Linked DNA regions of Mus musculus: all the other regions are linked to region 2. Evidence: chromatin contacts called from ENCODE Hi-C data. All regions are on one chromosome and are shown on one strand. Each heading gives the region's core, a stretch centred on a gene start or an enhancer-like site at or near the end of the contact. The rest is flanking DNA. Distances are from core to core; before and after follow the strand shown. Region 1 holds the start of Vpreb2 (pre-B lymphocyte gene 2). Region 2 has its middle 8.6 kb from the start of Ifngr2. Region 3 holds the start of Olfr165 (olfactory receptor 165). Region 4 overlaps Mgrn1 (mahogunin, ring finger 1).

Evidence for each region. A loop is a pair of places that touch in the nucleus more often than their neighbours do.
Region 1: a map of regulatory T cell shows a loop between it and region 2 (13-fold over the local background). The contact joins the promoter of Vpreb2 here to the enhancer-like site in region 2. A Hi-C loop is called at or near these places in 3 of 37 maps with a recorded cell type or tissue (T-helper 17 cell and regulatory T cell).
Region 3: a loop to region 2 is called in a map of T-helper 1 cell, with 30 times the contacts of the local background. The contact joins the promoter of Olfr165 here to the enhancer-like site in region 2. A Hi-C loop is called at or near these places in 4 of 37 maps with a recorded cell type or tissue (T-helper 1 cell, T-helper 17 cell and regulatory T cell).
Region 4: a map of T-helper 2 cell shows a loop between it and region 2 (44-fold over the local background). The contact joins two enhancer-like sites. A Hi-C loop is called at or near these places in 5 of 37 maps with a recorded cell type or tissue (T-helper 1 cell, T-helper 17 cell, T-helper 2 cell and 1 more).

The regions. Positions count from the first base shown.
Region 1 is chr16:17,978,990-17,982,245 of GRCm38, forward strand. It overlaps Vpreb2 (pre-B lymphocyte gene 2), which reads left to right and starts at 1,576. Exons shown (of 2, transcript NM_016983.1): 1 at 1,576-1,621; 2 at 1,709-2,091. The coding sequence starts at 1,576. The coding sequence ends at 2,091.
Region 2 is chr16:91,536,611-91,540,241 of GRCm38, forward strand. It overlaps the pseudogene Gm7860. Among named protein-coding and RNA genes, the nearest start is that of Ifngr2, 8.6 kb to the right of the region's middle. Within about 2 kb of position 1,586, at least 1 of the 3 ENCODE cell types and tissues checked has a DNase peak (open chromatin) inside an H3K27ac peak, as active enhancers do.
Region 3 is chr16:19,406,174-19,409,302 of GRCm38, forward strand. It overlaps Olfr165 (olfactory receptor 165), which reads right to left and starts at 1,844. Exons shown (of 1, transcript NM_146466.1): 1 at 903-1,844. The coding sequence starts at 1,844. The coding sequence ends at 903.
Region 4 is chr16:4,895,093-4,898,303 of GRCm38, forward strand. The region is part of intron 1 of Mgrn1 (mahogunin, ring finger 1); the gene reads left to right. Among named protein-coding and RNA genes, the nearest start is that of Mgrn1, 11 kb to the left of the region's middle. Within about 2 kb of position 1,624, at least 2 of the 3 ENCODE cell types and tissues checked have a DNase peak (open chromatin) inside an H3K27ac peak, as active enhancers do.

The sequences.
Region 1 (3,256 bases), core at 326-2,825, about 74 Mb before region 2:
TTACAACCATGACTGGACAAGGCTATTCAAAGTGCCCTGTGTCTGCAGAGGTCTTCCTACTCTTCTTTGGTGCTGATGATATTGGTCTGTGAGAATGCAGGTAGAATAGATTCCAGCCTTGGCCCAGACATAGGTTCATTTATTCAGGTGGACCCCATCATGTGTGACTGGCAGACAAGATGACTCAGTGTTATTTGGTACATGAGGAGTCACATAGGCAGCAGAAGGGTTCAAGGGTAGGGAAACTCCAGCTTTTTGTAGGAGAATGAGCATGTGGGAGAGGCTCTTGGGGACACTCTGGAGTCACTTTGGCTATGGTTTGAATATGTGTCTTCTAACATTCACAGGCTGAAATAGGAACCCTCAGGGTGATGGGGAGAGGGCAGGGCCTTTGAGGATTGTAAGTCTTTATAAGAGGGCTCCACATAGCTCCGTTTCCCTTGTCATGTGAGGTCAGAAACAGGTGCAGCCTCCGGAAGCCAGAAAACAAGGCTTCAGCAGGAGCTGAAGATGATCCGAAAGACGAAGGAGAGAATGATCTGGAGCCCTGAACTTGGACTTTGCAACTTTGAGATGTGTAAAAGATAAGCTTCTGTTGTTTATTTGATACCTGATGGATAACATCTTATTACTGTAGCCAACACAGAGTAGGATATTTCTGTATCCATTTTCTAAGGCTGCAGGGGATAAGGTTCTGCATGCTAAATGGTTTAAACAACAGAAATTAACTCTCTTCTATCTCTGAAGGTGGGAAGTCTAAAGTCAGGGTGTCAGCAGGTTCTTCCTAAGCTTTCCAGAGAAAGGACCTGACACAGGATGTCTCAGCACAGAGATGGAGACCTTCTCCTGACCTCCCTCAGCCACAGCATCTTTACAACTTTTCTGTTTTCAGGTCCCGCCCCCCATCTCATTTAAGCTTAATTATTTCTAATAGCTCCTAAATGCACATATAGGTCCACTGGAGAAAATGGCTTCACTGTAAGATGGAGATACAGTTTAGTTTGTCGTAGACACATGTGCAGTGAGCTGAGTGTGGGAAGGCAGGAAGCTAGGCCCCCTGCTATTTTCTCTTTTTTAAGCCACTTTGTTCTTGGTGGGGAAGATTCAGGTTGCAGGCTCTTCTGGAGCTCAGAAGGAATCAGAGCGTTCTCCTCTTTCTGAGACCCCAAATTTCCTGCTGTATGAAGACATGGTTTTTATTAACCTCTCATTCCATTCACCAGGCATTTAAATGTGAACTACAGATCTGCTTCTGTGGGGCTCAGCCTCTCAGGGGGAGTTGAGGTCACTCTCCCTCAGGGAGATGAGCCCACAGTCCTGGGTTCTGGCCCATGACTTTCCAGCAGGTGCTTCCTCCCAGAATGCTTCCCTGGGTCAAACCCAGAGCCACAAAGGCTTCCATTAGACCATTCTGGTAAGTGACAGAGTTACAGAGCCCAGAAAACCTGGGAGGGTGGTGAGCAGGAACCAGGGGTGCAGTGACCCTCTCCCCAAAGCAGGAAGGAAAGTGCTTCCCAGCTGGTCAGGTCCCAGGAGCAGTGGCTGTAGGGGGCAGGGTGCTGCAGGTCTGGAGCCATGGCCTGGACGTCTGTCCTGCTCATGCTGCTGGCCCACCTCACAGGTAAGGGAACTCTTGGGGTCCAGGGCTTCCTTGCTCCTCCTGTGGCCTTGCTCTGCCCCAGTGATGGACATGCTTCTATCTTCTCAGGTTGTGGCCCTCAGCCCATGGTGCATCAGCCACCATCAGCATCTTCTTCCCTTGGAGCCACCATCCGCCTCTCCTGTACCCTGAGCAACGACCATAACATTGGCATTTACAGCATTTACTGGTACCAGCAGAGGCCGGGCCACCCTCCCAGGTTCCTGCTGAGATACTTCTCACACTCAGACAAGCACCAGGGTCCCGATATCCCACCTCGCTTCTCCGGGTCCAAAGATACGGCCAGGAACCTGGGGTATCTGAGCATCTCTGAACTGCAGCCTGAGGACGAGGCTGTGTATTACTGCGCTGTGGGGCTCCGGAGCCACGAAAAGAAGAGAATGGAGAGAGAGTGGGAAGGAGAAAAGTCGTATACAGATTTGGGATCTTAGGCTCTGGAGACATTCAGACCCTGAACTGAAGACAGAGCTTGCTTTGCTCGGCTAGTCTGGTATGGGAAGGAGGGGTAGAATGTGGGGCTTTGCAGAGCCTAGAAGATGGAGTTATGCAGCTTTTCCTTGTTCTGCGGTGTTGCTATGAGCCCCCATCGGAGGCTGGATCGTAGAATTAAAGCTGTTTTTACTGAGTTTGGTCTGGCTGGTTTGTGATCTCAGAACCAGTTAAAGAGCTGGCTAGGTCAAAGGTCATGCTCAGTTTGGCCAGGTACCCATCTCTGAGGCAGAACATTTGTCTGAACCCTATTGTTATGATCACGGGGCAAATGGATGATAAAAGCATCTTGGAGGGGGACCTTCTTGCAAAGGACGGGGTCTCCTGTTGTCATCTCCACAGTTACCGAGCAAAGGAGCCCAGCAAATGCCATCCCTGAGCCTCTACTTTGGGGGAGAGCAGGTGCCAAGTGACAGGTGTGGAGCAGGTTCCCCTCATTGTTACTAGTGATGGTTTGGGATGGACAGACCTTTGTCATGTGCAATGTAGGTGTGGCCTCTGCTCCCTGATGCAGTACACAGCACATGCTCTCCAATGTGAGCCATTCCCCAGATGGCTCCAGAATAGCCATGAAGGCCCCAGGGTTATCAAGATGCATCTACCTTCTCTGCAGAGGAATGATGGGCTAGCCAGCATTTCCCCAAAGGCCGGGTGTTACCAGCCTTGGCTTTGTGGACCATCCTGACTGTGTTGAAATATCCAGTTCTATCTTTAGAGCAAAGAAGCAGCCATAGATGATGCTTTAAGCTAACTTAAAGAGAGAGGCCGGAGCCGGGCATGGTGGCACACGCCTTTAATCCCAGCACTCGGGAGGCAGAGGCAGGTGGATTTCTGAGTTCGAGGCCAACCTGTTCTACAAAGTGAGTTCCATGACAGCCAGGGCTATACAGAGAAACCCTGTCTCAAAAAACAAACAAACAAACAACAAACAAAACAAGAGAGAGAGGGGGGGGCAGGCAGGGCAGAATGTGGTCCTTACCACAGAAGGCCAACCTTGCTTGGGAGGTGTGGGTTAGAATGGTGCCCATGTCCAGTCTGCCACCACAGGGCTAGGGGGGAAGGGAATTCAGAGAGAGGGCAAGAGAGGAAGGCAAGAGTAAGAGAGTA
Region 2 (3,631 bases), core at 336-2,835:
CCTCAGGGTTCCCTGACACAGCGCTGTATGACCCATACCGCAACAACCAATTGAGTGACCAACAAGGAAGTAGAGTACGCAGTGTGGATAAAGGGACAAAACAGATGGCTCTCACAGTGTTTATCCTACTACTCAGAACTTCGTGCAAATGGAGACATATGAATTGTTTCCATTTGAAACATATGAACATTATTTCCAACCAAAAACTCGGACATCAAATCGTGAGTAGAGGGTGTGGCTCCTCTTCATGCACACAGCCCAAACAGCCCTGTAGCATATTCCTTGGTCTAAACTGCTTTCCTACCAACTCTAAATAAGGGGGAAATGGGGCACAGCATTGGCTTTTTTATTATCATTATTACTGGGAAGCAGTGTTCAGTTGATTTCCAGAGGTGTTGGCCAAGCTAATCCAGGAGGGACTTAGGGTTGCTCTCTTCAGCTTTCCCTGGAAGCCTCCATTGTGGCCTGATCTTATACAAGACGAGTTTGTCCCCAGGCCTTATCTCTAGAGAAGCTAAAAGGATTCAATAAAGAAAGCTGCTATCCAGTAAGCCTTCTCCCTACCCAGACCTAAAGACTGGCCAGCTCTGCCCGGGTGTCGGAATCCCCACAGCCTTCTTGAAGCCAGGAGGCTGCTATCTTGCTCACAGACCTGTGAGGCTTCATCAAGAACTGCCTCAAATCCTTCTGGCTCTTATCTCTCTGGGCCAGAGGAGAACTCTAACCCTTCTATACCATTTAGATTTTCTGTTGTTTTTATTTTATTTTATTTTATTTTATTTTATTTTATTTTATTTCCTTTCAGTTCTGGAGATGGAACCCAGGGCCCACTGGGTAGATTCTCTGCCACTGAACTACACTCCCTGGACTTCCCTTTCTAGTTAAGCCAGGATGTTAGTAAGTTAACAAGGACAAAGTCAGTGCCAGTCCCAGGATGCATATCCTTACCAGGTCATGGCCTGTAGAGATGAGATAGGGAAGGTGACATAGTGGCCAGCCAAGGCTGCTATTTGGGTATGAAATGCCCACTTGGAAATGAAACACAGACCCAAAAAAGAGTGCTGAGAAAGGCCCCCTCTGCTCCAGTCAGTCTGTGCCACCCCTGCTTGGGAGGATTAAGGGTCCCAAAGATGTCCGCGATCTAACAGCCAACATGGGAATATTAGCAAGCTTCCTGTGCTGTGGCAAAACTCCTGAAATCAATCAACTTCAAGGAGAGAAAGCTCATGTTGGGTCACAGTTTCCAAAACCGAAATCTGCAGTAGCTTAGCCTTGTTTCTTTAGACCTCTGGTGACACAGAACTTATGATAGAAGGACCTGGCTGAGACAAAGAGAGAGGAATGGTGGGGTTCACTGGAGCCTTCGACAGTGCGTTCCCAATGACCTAACTTCCTCCCATTGGGCCCTATGTCTTAAATGATGGTTCCACCACATGCAGTAACACAGGCTGGGACCAACCTCTGGGACATGGGCCTTGGTGGCAGGGCACAAGTTTCCCTGTATGTGGAAGGGGAGAGGGGGTCAGAGAGTGAGAGGATGAGAGAGATCGAAAGCTAGATGGAACAAGCAAGAAGGAGAGGGAAGGAGCCAAACAACTGGAGAATCTGTGCTGCTGCTGACGTAAGAAGGGCCCACGAACAGGAAGCTAGAAAAAGCAAGGAAGTGAATCTCTCTTCCCCTGGAGCCTCCCCCAGCGCCATAGCTGTATCAACCCTTTTGCTATTTTTATCTTGAAACACTAAGTCTGTGGCATGTTAGAGCAGCAATATGCAACCCACCTTGACCTCGGGACAAAAGCCCAGGCAGGCCTCACAGAAGGCACCGCTGAGGAACATAGCTCGCCTGTCTCTGAACTGGGGGCTCCTAGGATGGATCCCTGCCATGCTGGGGGCATCCCAGATGGGAGGGACGAAGCCCCCATAGGGGTTCAAAAGTTCCCAAAGACCTGTGGAAAGTGCTCACATTCTTAGAAAAGCCTCGGGGTCATATTAAAACAGAAAGTCTTTTTACTTGAGGCCTTTTTATTTACACCCTCCGCAGTGTGGTAACCCACTCTGCCTCGAGAGATGCCAACTGGCTGCTCCCAAGGGGTTGGAGCAGGAAGCAAGTCAGACTCACTTCCCCCAGTGCGTTTTTGTTGCGGCTACATGAGCAGCTAAGGCCCCGTTCCTAGACAAGCTACATGCAATGACACCGAGGCTGAGACTGAAAAAACAAACAAACCAAAACTGTCCTTTCTCAGCAACTCTGCTCTGTGGGCCTTTTCACAGGTCAAAGCTCACGTCTTGTTCAAAACATACTCATGTGCACTTACCACAGATACACACAAGTGTAAGCACACACGCAAGTGCACACGGATGCACGCTGGAGAGGGACTCTCCTCCCACAAGTGCGAGAAGGACCGTAAACAAGATTTATTTGAGCTTCATGTAAATCCTTTCCAAACACAGAGAGGAACAGTAACCAAATAAAAATATATATTTCGAGGGAAAAGATTCCTGTTTGTTTGTTTTTGTTTGTTTGTTTGTTTTAACAGAGTTAATTCGTTTATTTTTCTCGTATAAAAACTCTTATGTTTTAGGCACAGCTGGAACCTGGGTCCTCTTAACAGAGACTCTGGTGTGGGTTTTCACAAGATGACGAGTGAATTCCTGAGAAGGAGACTTGGTGAACACAGTCTCTTTCCAGAGGTCAGCAGTCAGGTAGCTGTAAGTCTTGGAGAAGGCATCAAAGTTGGCCTTGGCAAAGTTCCCAGGGTGGCAGTGCAGCCCCTGGCTGAAGTGTAGCAGTCATCTATACCGGCCATCATCAGGAGCTTCTTGGGCACAGGAGCAGAGACAATGCCAGTGCCTCTGGGGGCAGGGATGAGACGCACCAGCACAGAGCCACAGCGGCCTGTCACCTTGCACGGAACAGTGTGGGGCTTGCCAATCTTGTTCCCCCAGTAGCCTCTCCACACAGGGACGATGGAAAGCTTGGCCAAGATGATGGCCCCTCAGATGGCAGTGGCAACCTCCTTGGAGCACTTAACGCCAAGACCAACCTGACCATTGTAGTCCCCAATAGCAACGAATGCCTTGAACCTGGTCCACTGGCCAGCCTGAGTCTGCTTCTGCACTGGCATGATTTTCGGAACCTCATCCTATAGGACTGCACCCAGGAAAAAGTCAATGATCTCAGACTCCTTAATGGGCAAGGAGAACAGGTAGATCTCCTCCAAGGCCTTGATCTTCATGTCCTAACCAGGCGGCCCAGCTTGGTGATGGGGATCCACTCCTTATCTTCAGCTTTACCTCCACGAGCCCCGCGGCCTCGACCATGGCCACAGCCTCAACCACGACTGTGGCCCCTAAGACCGCTGCCAAATCCTCCACAGAAGCCGCTGTGGCCTCCTAATCCTGGGCCCCGGGTCCTCCGGGCCCTCCCACTGCACTGGTGTCATCCGCCATTTGGTGTTTTCCCAAAGACGCAGCAGCTGTTTGTTTGTTTTTGAAGACAGCGTTTTTTTCTGTGCAGCCTTGGCTGACCCGAACTCACTCCGTAGTCCAGACTGGCTTTGAACTCAGAGATCCGCCTAATTAAAATTGTGCACCACCACCAACTGGCACTTACTACAGTTTTTAACATTCG
Region 3 (3,129 bases), core at 594-3,093, about 72 Mb before region 2:
TTGTGTAGAATAATACACATGGCATGTCTATGCTTCAATCTGGTATATTTCTTTTGTCATCTGAGTACTATTTTCATTTATTTTTATTATTAGAATTGAATACTAATCTAAGATTTTGTAGTTTCATTTAGCCAAAGGACTACAAGTCCTTACAAGTCCAAACCAAATTGGACTCAATGGAAGAAACTCTTAAAGATTGTGTATGAGTAATCACTGTGAGAGGAAAAATTGTATTACTGATAATAATACATTGAGCTGGTGACAGAAAAAATGGAATATTTGAACAAATAAGAATACCAACTTTTATGTTTCTGTGGAGAAGCTAGAGAAAGCACCCAAGGAGCTGAAGTGGTCTGCAACCCTATAGGTGGAACAACAGTATGAATTATCCAGTACCCTCAGAGCTCATGTCTCTAGCTGCATATGTAGCAGAAGATTTCTTAGTCGAACCTCACAGGGAAGAGAGGCCCCTTGGTATTGCAAACTTTATATGCCCCAGTACAGGGGAATGCCAGGGCCAAAAAGTGGGAATGGGTGGGTAGGGGAGTGGGGGAGAGGGAGGGTATAAGGAACTTTTTCATTTGAAATGTATATAAAGAAAATATGTAATAAAAATAAGTTTAAAAAAGAATGCCAATTTTTTCAGTTTTAATTTTATTGGTTGGTATAAATCTACAATAATGAAAGAATGTTATGTGTTACAATGTTTCAGTTATATATATATAAACAAACTTTACACATAAAGAATGCTTTTTAAAATATGGCTTGCTATATAGCCTAGAAAAATCATGATCATATTATGTTCATCAAGCTGGACTTTATATCATAGCACTCCTTCTGACTCAGTAATTATACCCAATTACTTAAAGCATGGCTTAAAAAGAGCATAAAAATCAACTAACTCATCCTGCTGCCTTATCCATCCTTAATACCTTCATGAATGCCCTGGCTACTTCTTTGTTGCGGAGGCTGTAAATTAGGGGGTTCAACAGTGGAGTAAGAATGGTGTAGAAAGCTGACACTAGTTTGTCTTGATTGGGAGAACGACTAGAAGAGGGCTGCATGTATATGAACATGGCTGCCCCATAGTATATTACCACCACCATGACGTGAGATGAACAGGTGGCAAAAGCTTTGTGACGACTCTCAGCTGAAGCCATTTTAATGACAGCAAGAATCACACAGATATAGGATGCAATAACAATGACTACAGGGAAGATAAGCATAATTACACAGCAGAAAAATATAATCTTTTCAAATATCAAGGTATCACTACATGAAATAGTTAGCAGGGCAGGGATATCACAGAAAAAGTGAGGTATTTCTCTGGTACCACAATATGAAAAAGATAGTACAGCTGCAACATCGATTATACCATCAAGGGAGCCAAGAATCCAAGAGAAGGCAGCCATTAGACTACAGATTTTGTGACTCATGAGAATAGGGTACCTTAATGGGTAACAAATAGCTACATAACGGTCATAGGCCATTGCAGCCAATAAAAAACACTCAGCTCCAAGTAGAGATACATAGAAAAATATCTGGACTCCACAGCCAGCCATGGAGATGGACTTGTTGCCAGAAAGGAAGTTGAAGGCCGTTTGGGGTACTGTGGTAGAGATGAGCATGAGATCCATGAGAGAAAGTTGGCTGAGAAGGATATACATGGGGGTGTGGAGTTGGGCATCCAGGTAGATGAGAATCACCATGACAGAATTTCCTATGAGGGCCATGAAGAAGATAGCCAGGATGAGAGAAAAGAAAAAAGTATGAAGAGGACTGTGATCAAAAAATCCTAGTAGGATGAAATCAGAGTTCCTGGTCCAGTTGTTCCATTGCATCATCAGTATGTTCACTGAGGAGACAAAATATATAATAAAGGTTGCATTGTGTTATACACATGTCTAATGTTTCCTTCCAAACTAGATAGACAGTGTTATGCAAATATAAGTAAAATCTATATTTGTGCATCAGCTATTTTATTTGGTAATAGGAAAGGCTAAAACTTATTTTTAAGAGCTCTGTCTTTTTGTCTCTCTCTCTCTTTGCTTCTGTCTTCCTCTCCCTCTACCCCTTGTCCCCCCCTCTCTCTCCTCTCTCTCTTTCTTGTACATGCACACGCAAACACTCCCACACACACATACTTTTTTATTCTGTAGCCATGTTTGCCTTTAAACTCATTGTCCTCTTGCCTTAACCTCTAAAGTGTTAGAATTACAGATTTGCATGCACCACCATGATTGGTTTGATATGACTTTTAAATTTATATTATTTAGCAACAGAAATGGAAGATTCCATAAAAACATATATCAAAAATTTTGTATCTACTCTGAGGAAGAAGTCAGTACCCATGTGTAGTGTCAATCATCCTTTTCATAATACCTAACATTATGAAAAAAATTTCGAGAACATGGAACTCCATGCTCCTTCTAGTACATTTTCCATGGAGGCTAGTTACCATGTCAGACAAAAAAATCTATGTGGAAAAATGATGAAATTTACTGTTTAAATTACTAAATTCAATTAATTTACTAAGATGAATCTTGATTATTTGATACCATATAAGCAGATACATTATCATTCCAACTTTAGAAGTATATTAATCAAAATGTGTTTTAAGAATATAAATGATCATCATGAAAGTAAACATTAAACAATATTTTTATTATTTAATTTTAACAGAGGTATTTTTACATGAGTCTAATATTAACAGTTTCACTGAATAGCATAGCTAGATGAATCATAAGTGTATACTTCAAACTTTTACAACACATTACTTTACCTGTGTGAACAATGATAACTATTCACCTAAAACATAATTTCACTCATTAACTTTGAGTAATTATAACATCTATATTATGTGGTTCCATAAGACTAAATAAAATTACATTTCAAATATTTCAACACTACGTTCATTTTAAATGAAACATGGTCAGGAGAGTATATTGACTATCTTTACTTTACCTCTAGAGGTATACAATTTATATTTAAAAGTCTGGGCTCGCCGGGTGGTGGTGGCACACACCTTTAATCCCAGCACTTGGGAGGCAGAGGCAGGCAGATTTCTGAGTTCGAGGCCAGTCTGGTCTACAAAGTGAGTTCCAGGACAGTCAGGGCTATACAGAGAAA
Region 4 (3,211 bases), core at 374-2,873, about 87 Mb before region 2:
TGTAACCTAGCTCCTTGAGTGGCTGAGCAGGAGGTTTGAGCCCATAAATATGAGATCAACTTGGACAACATATTGAGACTCCTATCTCAAGTAAATAGAAAAGGGACCTTTCCCCAGTGGTGAATTCTGCTCTTGCCTAAAAGGCTCTGCTCACCTCTCTTACTAAGGTAGTTAAGACTGAGAGTAAGCCGGGCGTGGTGGCTCACGCCTTTAATCCCAGCACTCAGGAGGTAGAGGCAGGCGGATTTCTGAGTTCCAGGCCAGCCTGGTCTACAAAGTGAGTTCCAGGACAGCCAGGGCTATACAGAGAAAAACCCTGTCTCGAAAAAACAAAAACAAACAAAAGACTGAGAGTACATTACTTAGAGGTCAGTAGGGACCTGGCTCGACTCAGTCTGTGCAAACAAACTGCTCTGGGGTGAGATGCTGCTGTTGTCCTTAAATTTCTTTTTTTTTTTTTAAGATTTATTTATTTATGTATTTATTTATTTATTTATTTATTTATTATATGTAAGCACACTGTAGCTGTCTTCAGACACTCCAGAAGAGGGAGTCAGATCTCGTTACGGATGGTTGTGAGCCACCATGTGGTTGCTGGGATTTGAACTCCGGACCTTTGGAAGAGCAGTCGGGTGCTCTTACCCACTGAGCCATCTCACCAGCCCCTGTCCTTAAATTTCTGCTTCTCTTTGGGCCTGCGTGGAAACCAGGCTCTAATTTCTATCCTGGAGTGTCTTAGTAGAGAGATGCCCATGTGTAGAAGGTGTAGAAGCCAGAGTGGTGGAGAGATAGATGTTCAGGCTCCAGGAGCCAGAGAAACACCAGTTAGACAAAGAGGGTGGAGGGAGGCTCAAACATCCCTTTCCTTGGTTTTGGTACCAGATAATTGAAAATGCAAACCTGACTGGTAGAGGCATGATTGAGGAGGTTTTTACTGTACACATAAGGAGAATTCAGCCAGAGACATCTGGAAAGATCTAGACTGAACTGAAAGGGGAGAGAGAGAGAGGAGAGAAGATCAGAAGCCAGAACAGAGGACCTAGAAAACCAGACCAAATAGCTTGGTTCTATAGGTTTCAGAAACTGGGGGAAGGCAAACAAGGCTGAGGGCCTAAAGAGTCTTCAGGGTGGGAGGGGAGGGTGAGAATCATCTGTTCTGAGTTTCTTTGGGACCTGACGCTTGCTTCTGGCTTGTTTTGTTACTTGGGGATGTTGATGGTTTACCTTCATACCCTTGATGTATTATCCTACTGACCTTTGCATAGAAAACTGTAGAATCATCCCATTTGCCAGCTACCCCAGCATATGCTGTGCTCTCAGCCTCTTCCAGTGCCCAGCAGTTGGGGCCATCCTGCATGTGATGGAAACCTTCACCAGATAAGAGCTATCTAGGCTAAGCTTGTGGAGACACAGCAGCTAAAGTTAGAATCTTTCTTAATCACTCCTGCGCCTAATTTAGCTTGATTTACCATTGTTTTCCCTCTTCCATGCTGGGAGTGGGGAGCTACAGGCAGTCCATCCAGCAAACAGGCTGGGAAACATTGCCACAAGTGTCTTCACTTGCTAGTCCTCGGGGTGTCCTGAGTGAGGCAAGGTGCTGCTAGCTGGGCCTGTTATCTCTAGTTTGCAGATGAGCCAAGATTCCAGCTAGGGGTGACTTCCCTTGTGGCACCAGCCCAGTCAGTACCCCATCCTGTGCCAGGTTACATAAGAGTTTGAACCCTAGAGACTGGGAAGTTCCATGTGGAGCAGAGAGAAGTGCTGGTCTGTGCACGTGTATAGATAGGCACAGTCCAGGGTTCAGAGAACAGATGACTGGGCAAGCGGTGGGGCAGCTGCCTTCACTGCCTCTCATTTGTCAGGAAGTCTGGGGCCTGGGGAGCATTCCTGAGAGCAGCATTCTTTAGGACCTATGATGTTTTGATCTTGCAGGTTGCCCCAGTTGCATCATAGAGCTGGGTTTAGGGGCAGTGTGTCAGTCAGCACACTGGCACAGTCAGTGTAATTTCTTATGCATGGCAGCCACCTTCTTTCTGCCATTCTTTCTCCTTCCTTAGAGTGAGGTAATGATGGAAACCCAGCAAGCTTACATTCCCTCACGTTCCTGAGGAGTTGCTCTGTTTCTTAGGATATGTACACCAAGTGGCTTTGTCACAGCATTTTGCTTGGTGTGGCTGAAGGACAAGGGTACAGGTGGCTAGGAAGGGCATTGCATCACTGTATGACCTGAGTGTAAGACCTCCCTGTGTGCTCAGTTTCCTCTGTAATCAACATTGGACACAGCGCCCTCTGCCTTCCCTCATTTGGTGTGCTAACTGCTAACCGCATAGGCCATCGTGCTGAGATTCCGAGTTGTGCAGGACAGTTGTGCCTTGACAGCGAGCAGCCTCTAGGTGGTTGAGGTTGACCTCACTTGGGAGTCTGAAGCAGGCACAGTCCGTTGGGCAGGAGGAGGGCAAAGTAAATGGGTGGGAGAGGGTGCATAGGGCCAGGCACAGTGATATTTGTTGCACTGGGGGGGTGCCTGGAATATAAGGAAGAGGAAATTAAACTGGTTGGACCCTTTGAATCAGGAGCCTACATTCCTGGGACATGTAGGTCTAGAGTAAATGAAGGTGAGAGCACCCCACCCCCAGATGCAGGGCCTCTGTCCTCATGCTCAGGAGAAAATATGGAATGTTGAGGGTGCTGGGAAAGGCCTTTCTGAGCAAGTGACCTTCAACCCAGTCTGATCAAGGGGCTTATTGGTTTGATTGCAAATGCTTAAGGGTTTAGACCAGCAGTTCTCAATCAGTGGGTCTTAATCCCTTTGTGTGTTGAATTTTCCTTTTACAGGAGTCCAAAAATTAGGTATCCTGCAGATTAAATATTTACATTACAGTTTTGAAGTAGCCACAAAAATAATTTTATATTTGTGGTCACCATAACATGGAGAACTGTGATGCAAGGTTAGGAAGATTGAGAGCCATGGGTCTAGACCAGGAACCTCTTACCTAATCCCAGATTCTCTCTGATAAATTAGATAAAACCATGAAAGAGTGGGTGAGAACTAGCAGTACAGTTGGCTTTGCAAAACACATGGGGTTCTTTCTGTCTCACACCTCCATGCTCCTTTGACTTCCTCTGAGGTTTGTCAACAGGTTTCCTGCGGATCCTTCCAGATCTTTGTCCTTAGCTCCCTGCAGGTCTTTCCTTTCCTTCCTTGTCTCTG